Linked DNA regions of Homo sapiens: region 1 is linked to region 2. Evidence: chromatin loops called from intact Hi-C (ENCODE). Cell type or tissue: MCF 10A. All regions are shown on one strand. Each heading gives the region's core, and the rest is flanking DNA. Links, peaks and the distances in the headings are about the cores only.

Region 1 (11,227 bases), core at 4,311-9,310, 48 kb before region 2:
CTGGTCTTAAGTGTATGGGACAGACATTAATTGTTCTACAAATTTCCAAGCTCTACTGCCAGAAACTTAGCACTTGTGTAGGATGATGATAGCTGCCATTCTGGATGCTAGAGGATACAGCAGTGAATTAAACATACACAGGACATATAGATTGAACAAGATAAATAAGTGAATCATATATATAGTATGCTAGTGATACATGCTTGGGAGAAAAAGTTAATCAGGAACCAAGTATAGGAGTGTGCAGGGTTAAAATCTTAGAGGAGTTCACCAGGGAAGGCCACACTGAAGTGATATTTGACATGAAAGTGAGCTATACTAATATCTGGGTGAAGAAAGTATTCCAGGTAGAAGGATCTATGAATACAAAGGCTCTGAGGCTAGAGGATGCCCAGCTGATTTGAGGAACAGTTTTTTTGTTTGTTTTTGTTGTTATTTATTTTTGTTGTTGTTGTTTCTGAGATGAAGTTTGCTCTGTTGCTCAGGCTGGAGTGCAAAGGTGCAATCTTGGCTCAACGCAACCTCCGCTTCCCAGGTTCAAGCAGTTCTCCTGCCTCAGCCTCCTGAGTAGCTGGGATTACAGGCATGCACCACCACGCCCAGCTAATTTTTGTATTTTTAGTAGAGACGCGGTTTCTCCATGTTGGCCAGGCTGGTCTCGAACTCCCGACCTCAGGTGATCCACCTGCCTCCGCCTCCCAAAGTGCTGGGATTACAGGCGTGAGCCACCGCACCCAGCCGTTGTTTTGTTCTTTATTTACTTTATTCGACCCTGAAGTGTGGTACTACTATCTGTTCTGTTGATAAGGAAACAGAGACAAAAGTTGAAGGCACTGCAGGGGCAGAGCTCTTAAGCCACTGCCTAGAACTGGCCATGTACAATAGTCCTCCCTTATCTGTGCGGCGATATCTTCCAAGACCCCCAGTGGGTGCCTGAAAGTACCAGACCCTATATGTACAAATGCCCCTCGGTATCCGTAGGGGGTTGGTTCCAGGACTCCCTGAGGATACTGAAATTTGTGGAATATATAAAATTGCATGGTATTTGCATATAAACCATTAATACGTACATTCTCCTGTATACGTTAAATCATCTCTAGATTACTTATAATACCTCATACAACGTAGATATTATGTAAGTAGTTGTTATGCTATATTGTTTAGGGAATAATGACAAGAAAAAAAGTGTACACATTCAGTACAGGCACAACCATCGTAGGCCTACTAACTACATTTTTGATCTGAGGCTGGCTGAATCTGTGGATGCAGAACCCATGGATACAAAGGTTTGACTGTACTTTGTTTTTCCTATACATGCATACCTATGATAAAGTTTAATTTATTAGGCATAGTAAGAGATTAACAATAACTAATGATAAAATACAACAGTTATGTGATTGTGGTCTCTCTCTTTCAAAATATCTTATTGTATGTAATGTTTTCAGATTGTGGTTGACCGTGGGTAACTGAAACCTTGGAAAGCAAAATCAAGGATAATGGGGGGTACTCCTGTAGATCCAAAGCATTTCAGTTCAGCATTAATAGGGACAGGAATTGCCAGGCCACTAGAGTTTCACTTTCTCTTCTACATTCCCCTTTCCTTTCCTGCTTTTGGGCATAGGGGAGCATTTGTTTGTTTTGTATACATATCTCTTATCTCTGCCTACCTGAAATTTATATTCTAGTCAAGGATACAGATAGCAAACAAGATAAATAAGTAAAGCATTAGTATGTTACGATACTTGCCCAGGTGAACCAGAAAAATCTGAGACTGAGTATAGGAATTTGGGGAAGCTTGATTTTGGCTGAAAGTGCTGCTCATTTGGGAATCTGAGGTGCATTTCTAGCTTTTCTTTACTGGCCAGGCACTGCCCTCTTCAGACCATTGTTTGGCTAAGGAAAACGAATGTACATCTGAATTCTAGAGACACTCTGTGCTGGAGATGGATTTGCACTATAACAGGCATTTCACATACTTATCGTTTGAACTGTCTCATATTTTTGTTAAACAGTTTTTAATCCCTGTTTAAAGATGATTCTGGTGCCAAGGGATGAAGTGACTTGCTTAAAGTGGTGTGAAACTCTATACTTTTTTTTTTTTTCTTTTTAAAAAGGTACAACTGAGGCCGGGCACAGTGGCTCACGCCTGTAATCCCAGCACTTTGGGAGGCTGAGGCGGGCAGATCACCTGAGGTCAGGAGTTGGAGACCAGCCTGACCAATGTGATGAAAACCCGTCTCTACTAAAAATACAAAAATTAGCCGGGCATGGTGACATGCGCCTGTAATCCCAGCTACTCGGGAGGCTGAGACAGGAGAATTGCTTGAACCCGGGAGGCAGAAGTTGCAATGAGCCGAGATCGCGCCATTACACTCTAGCCTGGGCAACAAAAGTGAAAGTCCGTCTCAAAAAAAAAAAAAAAAAAAGGTACAACTGGGCTGGGCGTGGTGGCTCACACCTGTAATCCCAGCACTTTGGGAGGCTGAGGCAGGTGGATCACGAGGTCAGGTGTTTGAGACCAGCCTGACCAACATGGTGAAACCCCGTTGCTACTAAAAATACAAAAATTAGCCGGGCATGGTGGCATGCACCTGTAATCTCAGCTACTCAGGAGGTTGAGGTAGGAGAATTGCTTGAACCCGAGAGGCATAAGTTGGAGTCAGCCGAGGTCACGCACTGCACTCCAGCCTGGTGACAGAGCGAGGCTCTGTCTCGAAAAAAAAAAAAAAGGTACAACCTTCCAGATTGGCCAACATGATGAAATCCTGTCTTTACCAAAAATAAAAAAATTAGCAGGCCCTGGTGGCACAGGTCTGTAATCCCAACTGCTAGGGTGACTGTGGCAGGAGAATCACATGAAACCGGGAGGTGGAGGTTGCAGTGAGCTGAGATGGCGTCATTGCACTCCAGCATGGGCGACAGAGCAAACAAGACTCCATCTCAAAAAAAAAAAAAAGGTACAACCTTAATTTATTTGATTGTCAGTTAACCTTTGGGCATGTAGCCCAAATGCTCCCAGACTGGATACGAGACTCTCTTAAGATTAAAAATACAGATTCCTGGCTGGGCGCAGTGGCTCATGCCTATAATCCCAGCACTTTGGGAGGCTGAAGCTGGCAGATCACTTGAGCTTAGGAGTTGAAGAACAGCCTGGGAACATGGTGAAACCCCATCTCTACAAAAACTGGCTATGATGGCATGTGCTTATAGTCCCAGCTACTCAGGAGGCTGAGGTGGGAGGATCACCTGAGCCCAGGATAGGAGGTTGAGGCTGCAGTGGGCCATGATTGCACCACTGCACTCCAGCCGGGGTGACAGATTGAGACACCCTGTCTCAAAAGAAAAAAAAAAAAAGATTCCTGGCCCGGCCCCCATCCCAGACCTGCTAATTAAGAATCTGGAGGGTAGAATTGGATTGAGTAGCTGAGGAGGTTGAGGTTCAACCTGGTTGATTGTCTTGACCACTCCCTCAGGAAGTTGGTCTGAGAACTGGGATTGGACCCCAGATGTACTTACTGCCTCTCAGTTTACTGCTCTTTGCACCTGGTTGTACTGCTGCCTTTTGAGATAAAAAGTTGTAAAGAAGGGGACGTTTAATTTTATGAGATGACATTTTGGTTCTTGTTTCATAGTTTTCTTGGGGTCTTACTATTGTTTTGGTCACCCTGGTTTGTTTTTGTTTTTGTTTTTGTTTTGAGACCGAGTCTCACTCTGTCACCCAGGCTGGAGTGCAGTGGTGCGATCTCGGCTCACTGTGACCTCCACCTCCCAGGTTCAAGTGATTCTCCTGCCTCAGCCTCCCAAGTAGCTGGGACTACAGGCGCGTGCCATCACACCCGGCTAATATTTGTATTTTCAGTAGAGACCAGGTTTCACCATATTGGCCAGGCTGGTCTCGAACTCATGATCCGCCCTCCTCGGCCTCCCAAAGTGCTGGGATTACAGGCGTGAGCCACCGCGCCTGGCAACCCTTGGTTTTAAGCAGTACCTGAAAGGATTTTTTCCAGAGAAGTTACTTGGTTTCCTTAGTGGCTTTTGTAATTTGTTTGAAATAGGGAGAAATTGGTTAAGTTTAGTCTTAGGAAAAAGTGATCTTCATCATTTTAGGAAGAGCATTTTCTCTGGAAATGATGATAGCCACCTGTTATGGAAAATGTGGCTAATGAAAGTGCCCTGGATGAAGAGAGAAGGACTTATCATTTGTTGGGATTCATTAGTTTGATGCTGTAGCTGCTTTATTTGAAGGGCCCTTTCTGGTGCCAAAGAAGTGAAGAAGCATCAGTCACTTGGTTGTGGTTTTTCTGGCATGCCTCTTTTTGGTAGACAGCTGTGAGGTGGTTATTATGGTTGTTTCTCATAATCTGATTGAGTTTTGCTACATGATTCAATGACTCTTCCCCTTTTGGTCTCCTTCTTCTAACCTTAGTGAGTTTTCTCTTATCTTCTGGTCTGGAAGGATAGAGATATGGTAGTCTATATATCTCTAAGCCCAGAAGAGAATGAGGCCTTTGTCTTGTTTTACATCACTTTCTAGATGTTCTTGGTTTGACATCTGGTTGCAAGCGCCTTCCTGGAGGTTTGATCAGGCTAGTGCTTCAGGGGATATCATTGGAATGGGCTAAGTCTGCAAAGGGGAATGTGTCTGATCTTCTAGAATGGTTTCTGTAAGCAGAATGGGGTAGATAGAACTTTTCACTGATTTTTGTGGTGGTTTTTTTTGTTTGTTTTCAAGATAGAGCCTTGCTCTGTCACCCAGGCTGGAGTGCAGTGGTGTGATCTCTGCTCACTACAACCTCTGCCTCCCAGGTTCAAGCGATTCTCCTGCCTCAGCCTCCCGAGTAGCTGGGATTACAGGCACGTGCCACCATGCCAGGCTAATTTTGGTATTTTTAGTAGAGACGGGGTTTCACCATGTTGGCCAGCCTGGTCTCAAGCTCCTGACCTCAGGCGATCTGCCGCCTTGGCCACCCAACGTGTTGGGATTACATGCGTGAGTCACTGCGTCTGGCCAATTTTTATTCCACTTGGAAATTTATGGAAGTTTGAAAGAATTTTTAAAAAACAAAACTTTTTTGGGGAGTGGTAGTTGCAAACTAGTTGTTGATTCCTCTCTCACCAAAGGCAGATGGTCAGTTTGTTTAGAACTTGAATGAACTAGAATGAAGGAATTGTGAAGTAGAAAACTGAGTTATGGTTCCTAGGTTATGAATGAAGAGAATCATAGGCTGAGTGGGTTTGATTCCCTGTGACAGGTGTTGGTATAATCTAATGAGATTTTTTTATTTTCCTGTCATCAGCTTGGCTTCAGGAAATCTTTAGTGTTGTCTCTGTTGAGGCCAAATAGGAGGTTAGAAATCTCTTATTGTCCTAGGTCATATAAAAAGTCATGTTTCCCCACTATTTAAAACAAGATGAAGGTAGTCTCCTTATTTTAGGAGGCGGGGTCTAGGAGTAAAACTAAGACAAACATGTTTCTGGACAATTTCTCCTCAATTGGGGGCTAGGGGTTCTTGACTAGTCTTCAAAGAAGGTCTGAAATACTAGGGGATATAGAAAAGACAGGATAAGGGGCGTTAGATACAGTTGTCTGGCTGGGGAGAGAAGGGACAATGAGAATGATTTATGCTGGTCATTTTATGTACCAGGGTACATAGGGTGATTTTTTTGGTGGAAGCCTAGTCTGTCCTAAGATATTACTCCTGAGATCTAAGTGAGCCACGTGCAGCTGGCAGGAAGCTGAAAGCTGTTGGTTGGGAGAGGCCTTAATTTTTACACTTGCCCCTGCCTGGAATGCCCTATCACAGGGGAGGGTCCCATACTGGAACTGGATCAACAGCTGTCGCCTGTCCCTGGAATCACAGGAAGCGGAGGACGGGGTGCCTTTGTATAGGGAGCTCTGAAGCCAGACAATAGTTTGTGCTGGCGGGGCCATGTGGCGAGTCATGTGACCTGGGGCTGTTTTCTGCTGGGGTCCTTACCCATCTGTTCTCTCGGCTCTTTCTGGGTTATCAGGCGCCAGTCCAAGTCCTCCCAGGCAGCCAGCTTCATGGCCAGAGATTACGAGCACTAACCTTCCTGGCAGGGGCGGTGTGGCTTCGAGTTTATGCAGATTAGCCATGTGTTTCTCACTTCAAGGCGTTCCACAGGAAAAGCCTTTTCCTGTGTTTGGCTCTCAGTGGGCGGTTCCCAGCTTACTGTACTGGGACTCAGCAAGCAGCAGGCATGCACCAGAGGGATCACAGTACACTGGCCCCCCTCTCCATTCCACCTCCAATGCTACGTCACCACAACACAACCACTCGCGCTCTCATACTGTTGGTGTCATTCATTCGGTGCCAAGATTGCTTTAAAAAATTCCCTTGGCCCCAGTTCAAACAGGAGTACAGCTGGGATGTGTTAGATTTTAGGCAGTCTGCCCTCAATTTGAGATGAGTTATAAATAGCAGTGCCGACTTCCTTAACTACCGCTCTCTGAGGTAAAATGCAGGTTAATTACTGTGGGAATCAATTAGGGGGGTTCTTTTGGTTAAAGAGCCAGGGATGCATTTTTTTAATTATTATTATTAAAAGTCATATAACAAATCTAGCCAGGAATAAATTGAAAGCACAAGGAGTAATAATACTTAAATGTCCAAAAGCCAAGGTTATAGCTCTAGGTTTACACTAGCCCCAACTAGTTAGCATTTAGGATGATAAAATGAGTAGTGGTCAAGACTTCTCCTCTCTGATGGACACCTTTTTGGCAGCTCCTGGCCCAACCCTCTCTGTTCTTATTCTTGCTGGCCCTTGGCACTGTTGAGTACTAAATTTAGCTCCTTAGGGTTGCCGCCTGGTCACTTCTTTCTATTTCCTTGGATTGGAACTGGAGCTTTCCTCAGTTGGACTTTTATTTAAATAAAATTATGAAGTTTCTCTTTCCTGGTGCCACTGCCACGGGTGGTACATTTTTGTGAATGGTATATCTCTGCTTAGAAGTTTTGAGTTCTTGGCTCTGTCTTCTCTGCTCTCTCCTCGGTCATGGTCAGATGGAGAATTTGCAGCTATTTTAATCTGTGAGTTTCACAAAGTGGTTACTTTGGGTTATAAGACATTCAGCCCAGGTCTACCTTAAAAGTCTAGTCTGTTATTTCAGCCGTTTTTGGGGGTCATTTTGGTTTTCCTTGATGCAATAAGAAGTTGTAAGAGGTTCCAGTAGCCAGCTAGTCTGGAGGGTCTTGTAATTCTATTGGCTTGGAGCAGGGGAACTCCCTATGCAAGGGGTCTGTCTGCTAGCTGTTTGTTCTGAATATATTCGGAAGGACAAGCTGCTAGGCATCCTTGCCTTTGATGCCCCTAAACTGCATCTTTTGATACATTTCATTTGGCAGGCAGTTTATAACATGGCCAGTGATCTGGAAGGAGGTGGTAAGTGGTAGATGGAGATGAGGAGTTTTCTTATGGCTCTTTCCCCCTTTTTTATTTTTATTTTTTATGAATGCAGGAGAGTATATAGCAGGGGGCCCGACTTTGCTGATCAAGGGGCAGCATTTTCCTCTCAATTATGTGTCTCTGTGGCAGAGCCTTTGCTTTTGAAGTGTAATCACAGTAATCTACTCCTGTGGTTTCCCATTGAAAGGATTTCCTCTGTCTTTCCCAGAGTGGAATCTCTGGCTTTTTGCAGCTAGGGTTTGGAGTTTCCATCCCCTGCCTTGTGCCTGCAGACTGCTGATACTGGCTTTTGTATCTTGCATGTAGGGATTTTTCTGGTCTGAAATTGCTACTTTCCAATAAAACTGATTAGTGAATATTTAAGGCCCCTTCTCTGTTACGAGAGATTGGGAGATGGCATTTCATCTGTAACTGCAAATCACAAATATTTCACGATGGTTTTAAATGTCATAAGTGTGAGTTATGTCCCTGCTCACCTCCCCTTCTGATTTGAGCAGATGTCTAACTTTTACATGAGATCAGAATAATCTGATTGTTTGAACTGAATATATATTTAGTTTGCCAAATAAGCTGCATATTCTGTTGATCATAAGCCTTTTGTGATGGGAGGGAGTCAAAAATCTGACGACCAGAAAAAGAAAGCATATTAATTTTATTTTTAGAATAAAAATTTCTTTGATGTACATTTATTTTTGGTCTACAAAGATTTCCTAAAGTTGAGGTGGGACATTCCTTGAACCCTTTATAGCCCCCATGTAAGTAGCTGTACTCAATTGGGAGCGCAGGCCTCCGTGTGAGAGAGGAAAAGGTGACTTGTCCTTAGCCTTTTGTTTTTAAGCAGTGTATATGAGGATGCCCCTGCAGTTCTGAAATTCTCTCTGGTATAAACCTTTTTTTTTTTTTTTTTTTTGAGACAGAGTCCCACTCTGTTGCCCAGGCTGGAGTGCGGTGGCACAATCTCCGCTCGCTGCAGCTTCTGCCTTCTGGGTTTAAGTGGTTCACCTGCCTCAGCCTGCTGAGTAGCTGGGATTAACAGGCGTGCGCCACCACGTCCGGCTAATTTTTGTATTTTAGTAGAGACGGGGTTTCACCATATTGGCCAGGCTGGTCTGGAACTCCTGACCTCAAGTGATTCACCTGCCTCAGTCTTCCAAAATGTTGGGATTTACAGGCATGAGTCACTGCGCCCAGCCTTGGGTTTGTTTTTTTTTGTTTTTTTTTTTTTTTTGAGACAGACTCTTGCTCTGCTGCCCAGGATGGAGTGCAGTGGCTCGATCTCGGCTCGCTTCAGTCTTCGCCTCCCAGGTTCAAGTGATTCTCATACCTCAGCCTCCCGAGTAGCTGGGACTTATAGGCATGTGCCGCCACACCCAGCTAATTTTTGTGTTTTTAGTAGAGATGAGGTTTTGCTATGTTAGGCAGGCTTGTCTCCCAACTCCTGGCCTCAAGTGATCCACCTGCCTTGGCCTCCCAAAGTGCTGGGATTACAGGCGTGAGACACTGCGCCCAGCCAGGTTATTCTTAAAGTGTGCTTGTTCTCCCTTGAATATTCTCATCCTTCTTTCTCATCTTTCACTTCAGTCCAACTTTTTTTCTACCTTCAAAGTCATAACCCCTGTGTTAGGGTTAGATTTAGGCTATGACCCTGGCTTTATGGCTAGATAGTTTGATTTGGGCTTTGTCCCCATAGTGTCTCCTACCCTTTTTTGGAATAGGACAGCATTGCACATTGAACAGTCACTGAGCCCAAGCTCTGTACTTTGGTATTTGGGAGAGCTTTGAAGATAAAACACCTGATCTCTGGCTTCCCAGAAGTTAGTCTTGAGAAATGCAATCAGTTAGTTGGAATAGTTAGCTGCAACTAAGTGTTAAATCTTAGGATGCTAACTGGATTTACAATAGGGCATTTAGAAATGTTAGAGATCAAAGTGTACTGAAGATATGGGAAGTGGCTTCATTTTGAAAGGTCAAGTTTCTGTTACTAGAAGCCACTGTGGACAGGAGGGCAGGGCAGGATGCCATTGCATAGAGCTGGGCATGTACAGTATGTGGGGAATCTTGGAGTGAGACTGAAAAAATGTGGAAAACTGGTTCACATTGTAGAGGGCTTTAGAGCCAGGTAAAAGCACTGTTTTATCATTACTGATAATCGCTACCATTTATTGGACATTTAAATACCAGGCACTGTGTGAAGTGTGTTATGTGCATTTAAAGAACTGATGTGTTCAAGGTAGGATGGTGAGAGAGGTAGGATTTGGACCCAAGTCTATCAAATTACTACACTACCCTCTATGTAATAATACTGTGCAGGATTTAGTAGTTAGGAAGTTTGGAACTATTATTGACCAGGGAGTGGTGGAAGTGATTTGGGAACAGCATTGTCCTAGAACTGCTCTAACATAATAAGCCACTAGCCACATGTAGTTATGTGAATTTAAATTAATTAAATGTAAATAAAAATAAAAATTTAGTTCCTTTGTCATATTTCAAGTGTTGAATAGTTACCCATCACAGAAAATGTTATTGGCCAGTGCTTCTCTAGATCACTGGTTCTTAGCTAATAGTATACACCAGACTCATTCAAAGATCTTAAGGAGGTTGGAGAAGAGCACAAGCCCTTCCAGACCCAGTAAATTGGAATCTCTAGGGAGAGGCCTAGCCATTTGTGAAGCTTCACAGAAAATTCTAATCTGCAGCCCTGGTTAATAGCTACTGCTCTAGAAGCTCTATAGTAACCATGGTAATGACTGCCCCTCATGTTGTGGGGAGACCTAGACTGACAGAGATACCCAGAGCAGGCTGATCTCTTTGTTCAACAAAATAGTCTCTCCAGTTGGAGGCCACATGGACAGCAGCTGCAGTCTGTGATGAGATGAGGACCTCAGTGTGATATGTGGCATGATATGGCCATGTAAGCCCCCAAGCTCTTTACAGGGGAGAATGGTGATGTTTTGGCTCCATTGCCAGGTGTATTGGGGAGGACCGTATGCTATTTATTAATTGTTGTTAAATTCGAACTTCCTAAGTAACCCTAAAATCTATGTAGCTCTAAAATTATGATAGGGAACATTATTGGAGCTTCTGATATGGATGAAAGACTTGGGCAAAAATTGTTTAGTTAGGATTGTTGGCAACAGTACTTTAATAATATTGACATGTAGTAGTGATTTGGGACACAGTTTTACTATGACTTTGTACAGTTTAGAAACATGGGGGAGGAGTATTCCCATCATCACTCACCAATTTAGCTGAGATTTCAGATATAGCCTAAGAAATAACTCTGCTTCTCTTTTTTCCCTTTGATATTAAGAAGAACAGCCTCTGTGGCTTATTGTCTTACCTGTTTTCTTTCATGAAAGCTCTACTTCCTCTACTATAAAACACTTAATAGCATTATTAAAAAACAAACACGTACAGAGAACGAATTGTTTGGATCTCCCCTTCCTTTATTTTGGAGGTTTTGTTGTTGTTTAAGGTCTTAACAGCTTAAATTATAGAATAGCTTATTAATTATTGAATAATAGAACTGGAAGGAACCCTAGGGATAACCTAGACCAGTCCTGGGAGGTGGGTTCTAGCAGTCTGTTTTAACAAGCCTTTCAAGTGATTCTGATGCATGCTAAAATCAATGAACCACTGAACTCCTTCATGTGACGGTTAATGATAGGCCTAGAGTATCAGTATCTATTTCACCCCCAATGTAAGAGCTAGTTTTTAAGTTTTATATCAGACCCATGCCTACTCTCCATCTTGTGTGTGTCTTAAAGGTGCTTAGAGAAACTTCCCCCTCCCCGCACAC
Region 2 (6,452 bases), core at 1,102-6,101:
AAAGTCTGTGGGCATTCTGATTCCATGGGAGGCAATTTGGCATAGTAGCAAAGACAGGATTTGGAGAGATGGACCTGGTTTTGAATCCCTTCTTGGCCACTTATAACATATATGACCTTAAGGTGTGTAACCACTCTGAACCTTAATTTCATTATTTGTAAAATACAAACAGTATGTAACAGTATATAACCCACTAGACTGTCAAAAGTTAGAAATAACTTTGGCTTTCAGCAAGGTTTCTGCCACATAAATCGGCCTGCAAGATGGTACAGAGGCAGCCAGAGTAGAAGTAGATCTTCCCATTCCTGGAAGCTTCCCAGTAGAGATAGGATTTCAGGAACTGCTTAGTAGAAATAGTTTATAATAAAGGAAGAAGTAGTAGGAAATTATGTGTTTAGTTATTCTGTATGGGAAACTTAAATGAAAACCTGAATTGGACACCACCCAGAGCTTGTGCCTACTCTGATACCTTACAATTTTGTAGACTCAGCCCAGGAAGCAAACAGGTGAGGCAGCACAGACAGACAGCAGACTGTGCCTTGCAGACTTCCCTCCTGTGTATGTTCTGTAGTCACCAGACCAGAAGCCTGCTGTTGGATCAGTTTGTGGCTGAGCTCGGGGAGGTGTGGCAGGGAGGGATTTATTCCAAACCTTCTAAATCAGAAGAGGAAAACAGCTGTCACCAGCAGAAAAGAAAGTGGTTGGAATGAAGCCAGCCAACAGTCAGTTATGAATTCCTTCTCCCTTCAGGCTTTATTCCCCTCCCCCACAAAGGAAAACAAAACAAAATAAGACACGTGCATACTGCCACATAACTGGCATGAGAAGCAAAGCCACGGAAGGCTTTTGAGGTGACTCCATGCATATTCCTGCCATTCTCCCTGATACTCAGATCTCATAGTCAAGCCTTCCCTGTCTATAGGGAAAGGGAGCATTGGGTTAGGTTTCGCTCACTTCTGATTGGGTGGGCTTCAGGGTTCACTGAACCTAGGATGAGGTACAGAGAGAATTCTAATGCCTGAGCCTGTCTTCCAGATTGGAAAAGGATGCAAACCTTTAAAATGCCGTGATTGTAACTGAACTTTTATAAAGGCAGTGATAATTCAGGGGCAAAAGAGTGCTATTTATAAGTTAGTTTGTGAAGGCTCCAAGAAAGCAAAGCTGAATCTTGAGCTTATCTAAAGGATTAGTAGGGTTTAGGTGGAAGAGTGGCCAATCCAGTAGACTGGCCTAGATGCCACGGAGATGGGAGAGAGTCTAGATATTTCCCACCAAGGCCATCTCCAACCATGAAGACTTAGCTCAGGTGTTACCCACTCTAAGAAGTATTCCTAGTCACCTCTGCCCCTCTAGGTTGTCCCCCTCTGTGCCTCTTTAAACTCTTCTTTCTAGTATCATAGGTATCATATCAGCAGACATTACAACCTATTGAACTTCCTTTGTGTATAGGGACTTGAAAACCCTTGTTCCCAGGCCTTGGGGGAACAGGCTTACCATATGGTAGATGAATAAGCATAAGAATACATGAAGAAGGAGACCTGTCCAGCTAGAGCAGAAAGACTAATTGTAGGGAGCATCTGGGGAATGGGCTTGGTCAGTGTGCCCTGAAGCTGAGGGAAGGAGGCAGAACTGTAGGTTGGCTGCTCGGGAGGTACAAAAGTCATAATAAGGCCCCGGGCCAGGCGCAGTGGCTCACACCTGTAATCCCAGCACTTTGGGAGGCCGAGACGGGCGGATCATCTGAGGTCAGGAGTTTGAGACCAGCCTGGCCAACATGGCCAAACCTTGTCTCTACTAAAAATATAAAAATCAGTGGGGTGTGGTGACAGGCACCTGTGGTCCCACTACTTGGGAGGCTAAGGCAGGAGAATCACTTGAACACGGGAGGCGGAGGTTGCAGTGAGCCGAAATGGCGTCACTACACTCGAGCCTGGGTGACAGAGTGAGACTCTGTCTCTAAATAAATAAGACCCTGAACACCCGGACCATCAGGACAGTGACTGGTAAGGGAAAGGGACCTGTGGTTATTTGTCAATGAGATATGTAGGGGAGCAGTGGCACAAGAATGTCAAATTTGCAGGGAGCCACCACCCCAAGAAAAAAATATGAGTAAATCCCAAGTTTGACAAAGCAAGTCAAGCAGGGTGGTCACTGATATTATCATGAGTCTCCATTTTATAAAATGTTAGTTTTTATTAGTGCATCTAAAATAGGATTTAGGGCCAGGCGCGGTGGCTCACGCCTGTAATCCCAACACTTTGGGAGGCTGAGGCGGGTAGATGACTTGACGCCAGGAGTTTGAGACCAGCCTGATCAACATGGTGAAACCCCGTCTCTACTAAAAATACAAAAATTAGCCAGGCGTGGTGGTGCACACCTGTAATCCCAGCTACTCGGGAGGCTGAGATAAGAGAATCGCTTGAGCCCGGGAGGCAGAGGTTACAGCGAGCCAAGATCACGCCACTGCACTCCAGCCTAGGCGACAGAGCGAGATTTATTTTTTCTGTCTCAAAAATAAATAAATAAAATAGGATTTAGATATCCAGATGATTTGTACACCACTTTTTAGCAGCGTACTAAAAAACCGGACTCTGAATTCTGTTCCAGTAGTAATGTGAAATTTGCCCTGTTGTGAATAAGCACAGTCTGATAGTTGCAGTGGAACATCCTGAGGGTAAAATGAAGCCAGCTGCAGATTTAACACTTCTTGTGGACTATCCACCAAGCAAGATTAACTTTTTCAATTACCTAAGAACTGTGGTTCTACAAAGATGAATACCTTACAGCCTGATGGGGCTTGGGGCTTATGGGCAGGAAAACCAGGCGGGAGATATACCTCGACTCCTTTGGTTTGGTTATACAGGTCAACAAGAACAAAAAATGGCGGGAACTTGCAACCAACCTCAATGTGGGCACATCAAGCAGTGCTGCCAGCTCCTTGAAAAAGCAGTATATCCAGTGTCTCTATGCCTTTGAATGCAAGATTGAACGGGGAGAAGACCCTCCCCCAGACATCTTTGCAGCTGCTGATTCCAAGAAGTCCCAGCCCAAGATCCAGCCTCCCTCTCCTGGTAAGGATGGGGTCAGCGGCCCCACCAAGGCTGAGAGGGCCTGTTGCCCTGGCCTCTTATTCAGGATATGAATAAGAGGCTTATCCAACAGGATATGCCAAGGATCTGTGCTCTGCCTTGCCCTACCACAGGGCTTAACAGGTTGGCTGACTAGAGAGTGGGCAGTGGAAACTCCCTTGGGAGGTACTCTACGGCAGCTCTTAAGTTTTAATTTTTGTTGTGCAGCTGACAACTTGCCAAATGTTTGTAAACTGGTGAATGGGAGGGGCACAAGAGGAGTCGGTGGAACTTATAAATGGCAGCAAGGCAGGGCCATCTGGGAGCTTTGGCCTATTGATGTCAGCACCTTAGAATGCAGCTCAGACTAGAGCCCTGAATTCCCCAGGGAGCTGAGATGGTAATGAATGGGAAGGAGGGAGTGGGGAAGGGTTATGAATGGAACTCCCTGATGGGAGTGGCTCTGCTCACCCTCCTTTCTGAGAGGAGGCTGAGGCCTAGGGTGAGCCTAGAGAGGGAAGAAGGCCAGGGTGCCTGGAAGGTGGGTGTAAACACATGTGCCCTGGTGTTGACCTCTGAGGGTGTAATGAGTGCCTGAGATGACTCATCAGCTGGGGAGGCCTCAGCAGTGGGATATCTACTGCTGGGAATGGTAACTATTGGAAACATTAATTACTAGTAGTTTTGTACTCATCAGCTTAGAAGAACATTTGAAGTTGAGGAGTGACACCATGCTGGATGCTTTAGAACAGGAGCTCCTAGACTCCTAAAATGCATCCCAGATTTGGGACCCCCTTCCCACCCAGGACTTGGGAGGCTCTGACTGGAGCTCATGCACCAGCATTACAGGGTTTAGTAGGTTAGACAAGGTCCTTTGGCGGAGTGAAGAGAAATAGCCAGGGAAGCTGGCAATGACTCAGGGAATCACCAGCATGGTGATGTCATGGCCACATCACTCCTCTTTTCTACACGTAAAACAAAAACAAAGAGCTACAAAACCCTCAGATTCCCGTCTTTATGACCTGGCCTTGTAGATCCTCTGCTAAGAAGGGTGATCAGGCTTTAAAGGCCTTAGGAAGAACTTTCCCAAAGAGATTCTGGGTCGTTCGTGTGTTTGTGTGAGAGTTAAACACTGTCATGCCAAGCAAACTACTCAACTTGTATCTCTGTCCACAGCGGGATCAGGATCTATGCAGGGGCCCCAGACTCCCCAGTCAACCAGCAGTTCCATGGCAGAAGGAGGAGACTTAAAGCCACCAACTCCAGCATCCACACCACACAGTCAGATCCCCCCATTGCCAGGCATGAGGTAAGGCCAAGAGCAGGGGCAGATGGTTGGGAGGATGGCTGAAGATAAGTGCATGGGAACTCCTTGCAGCCCAAGGTGGTCCTTGCCTCTGCCTTCCCAGCCAGTGACTCCTGCGTGTCCTTTGTTATATTGGAGGAATTGGTTTATTTGTGGTTTACTTGGTTTTCCTCACTCTGGAGCAGGAGCAATTCAGTTGGGATCCAGGATGCCTTTAATGATGGAAGTGACTCCACATTCCAGAAGCGGAATTCCATGACTCCAAACCCTGGGTATCAGCCCAGTATGAATACCTCTGACATGATGGGGCGCATGTCCTATGAGCCAAATAAGGATCCTTATGGCAGCATGAGGAAAGGTGACTGATCTGATTGCTATTTGAACTTGTGCTCGTAAAGACAGGGCCAGTGAAATGGGGGGAAATCTTGAGAATGGCTCAGGGTTCTTGTGGAGCCATCCTCTGAGATAATGCATTTCCTGCCCTAACTACCCCTCTTCATCCTTACCTCCTTTCTTGTCTTCTCCTTGGCTTCACCTTGTCATCCCTTAATAAGTACATGCTTTTCGCTGGTTGGGGCCTCTTTAGATCTCTGTTTTGAACTTGTCTGGAAAACAATGAGATCAAACCTGAACTCTGAAGAGGGCCTGGGTCAAAGGGTAGATTACCAGGCTTGTCAACTTACCAGTTTGTTCACCGCTTGCCTTTCTACGCTCAGCTCCAGGGAGTGATCCCTTCATGTCCTCAGGGCAGGGCCCCAACGGCGGGATGGGTGACCCCTACAGTCGTGCTGCCGGCCCTGGGCTAGGAAATGTGGCGATGGGACCACGACAGCACTATCCCTATGGAGGTCCTTATGACAGAGTGAGGTAAGCATGACCCCAGCTCCTGTCCACTCCCCCAGCACCCTGAAGCTATAGTGGGCTCAATCTGCCTCTCCAATTTTGTTTAGGACGGAGCCTGGAATAGGGCCTGAGGGAAACATGAGCACTGGGGCCCCACAGCCGAATCTCATGCCTTCCAACCCAGACTCGGGGATGTATTCTCCTAGCCGCTACCCCCCGCAGCAGCAGCAGCAGCAGCAGCAACGGTGAGTAAAGCCTGGTCTCGGTGCTGCTATGGATCAGGCTTCGCCACTGCCCACCCTAATCCTGTGTTTCTTTGCCTCCTATAGACATGATTCCTATGGCAATCAGTTCTCCACCCAAGGCACCCCTTCTGGCAGCCCCTTCCCCAGCCAGCAGACTACAATGTATCAACAGCAACAGCAGGTGAGGAGGGTAGCTGGGAATGGACTGGCATGCAGGTTCGCCTTGAAAACTAGTTAGTAAACTAATCTAACGTGTTGAAGTCTAAGAAGCTCACTTTAGATATTTTGGCATTCTTCTCTCACCTGACTGGCCAGTCCTGCCTGAAGAGCCACGTCCTCAATCTCTTCTCTATTTGGAGTTGGAAGGGGCTAGAAATAGACCTTATTTTGATTTTTAGGTTTTGTATATTTTTCTACTTAAGCAAGGGAAGGGAAGAAAGAGTGGTGGTTGCTTTTGGAAACAACTTCAAAAGACAATTTGTTAAGGTGATTCCCATGTTTTCTTGGAGTCTGTGTCCACCAAGCATCTGGTTGTAGCCATCTTGGCATCTGTGGGCTTTATGTCCCTGAGTGCAGAGTATTAACTTCCCCTCTGCTTGTCTCTGCCTTAGAATTACAAGCGGCCAATGGATGGCACATATGGCCCTCCTGCCAAGCGGCACGAAGGGGAGATGTACAGCGTGCCATACAGCACTGGGCAGGGGCAGCCTCAGCAGCAGCAGTTGCCCCCAGCCCAGCCCCAGCCTGCCAGCCAGCAACAAGCTGCCCAGCCTTCCCCTCAGCAAGATGTATACAACCAGTATGGCAATGCCTATCCTGCCACTGCCACAGCTGCTACTGAGCGCCGACCAGCAGGCGGCCCCCAGAACCAATTTCCATTCCAGTTTGGCCGAGACCGTGTCTCTGCACCCCCTGGCACCAATGCCCAGCAAAACATGCCACCACAAATGATGGGCGGCCCCATACAGGCATCAGCTGAGGTTGCTCAGC

Evidence for each region. Peaks named below come from ENCODE experiments on the same cell type or tissue, not always from the same donor. Only the 100,000 strongest peaks of a DNase experiment are listed, where the experiment ranks them.
Region 1: it touches region 2 in a loop (2.9-fold over the local background); 32 of 110 quality-filtered maps call a loop at or near these places.

What each region holds. Positions count from the first base shown.
Region 1 is chr1:26,717,535-26,728,761 of GRCh38, forward strand. All of the region lies in intron 1 of ARID1A (AT-rich interaction domain 1A), which reads left to right. Among named protein-coding and RNA genes, the nearest start is that of ARID1A, 27 kb to the left of the region's middle. RefSeq lists enhancers at 4,375-4,955, 4,956-5,535, 5,566-6,807, 5,595-6,880, 6,696-7,275 and 2 more. In MCF 10A, for the core only: no CTCF peak of the experiment used is centred there; DNase peaks (open chromatin) are centred at 6,247 and 8,597.
Region 2 is chr1:26,768,256-26,774,707 of GRCh38, forward strand. It overlaps ARID1A (AT-rich interaction domain 1A), which reads left to right. Exons shown (of 20, transcript NM_006015.6): 12 at 2,864-3,071; 13 at 4,245-4,377; 14 at 4,557-4,732; 15 at 5,091-5,241; 16 at 5,325-5,462; 17 at 5,547-5,643; 18 at 6,074-6,452. Among named protein-coding and RNA genes, the nearest start is that of PIGV, 16 kb to the right of the region's middle. RefSeq lists an enhancer at 3,919-5,118. In MCF 10A, for the core only: no CTCF peak of the experiment used is centred there; a DNase peak (open chromatin) is centred at 3,536.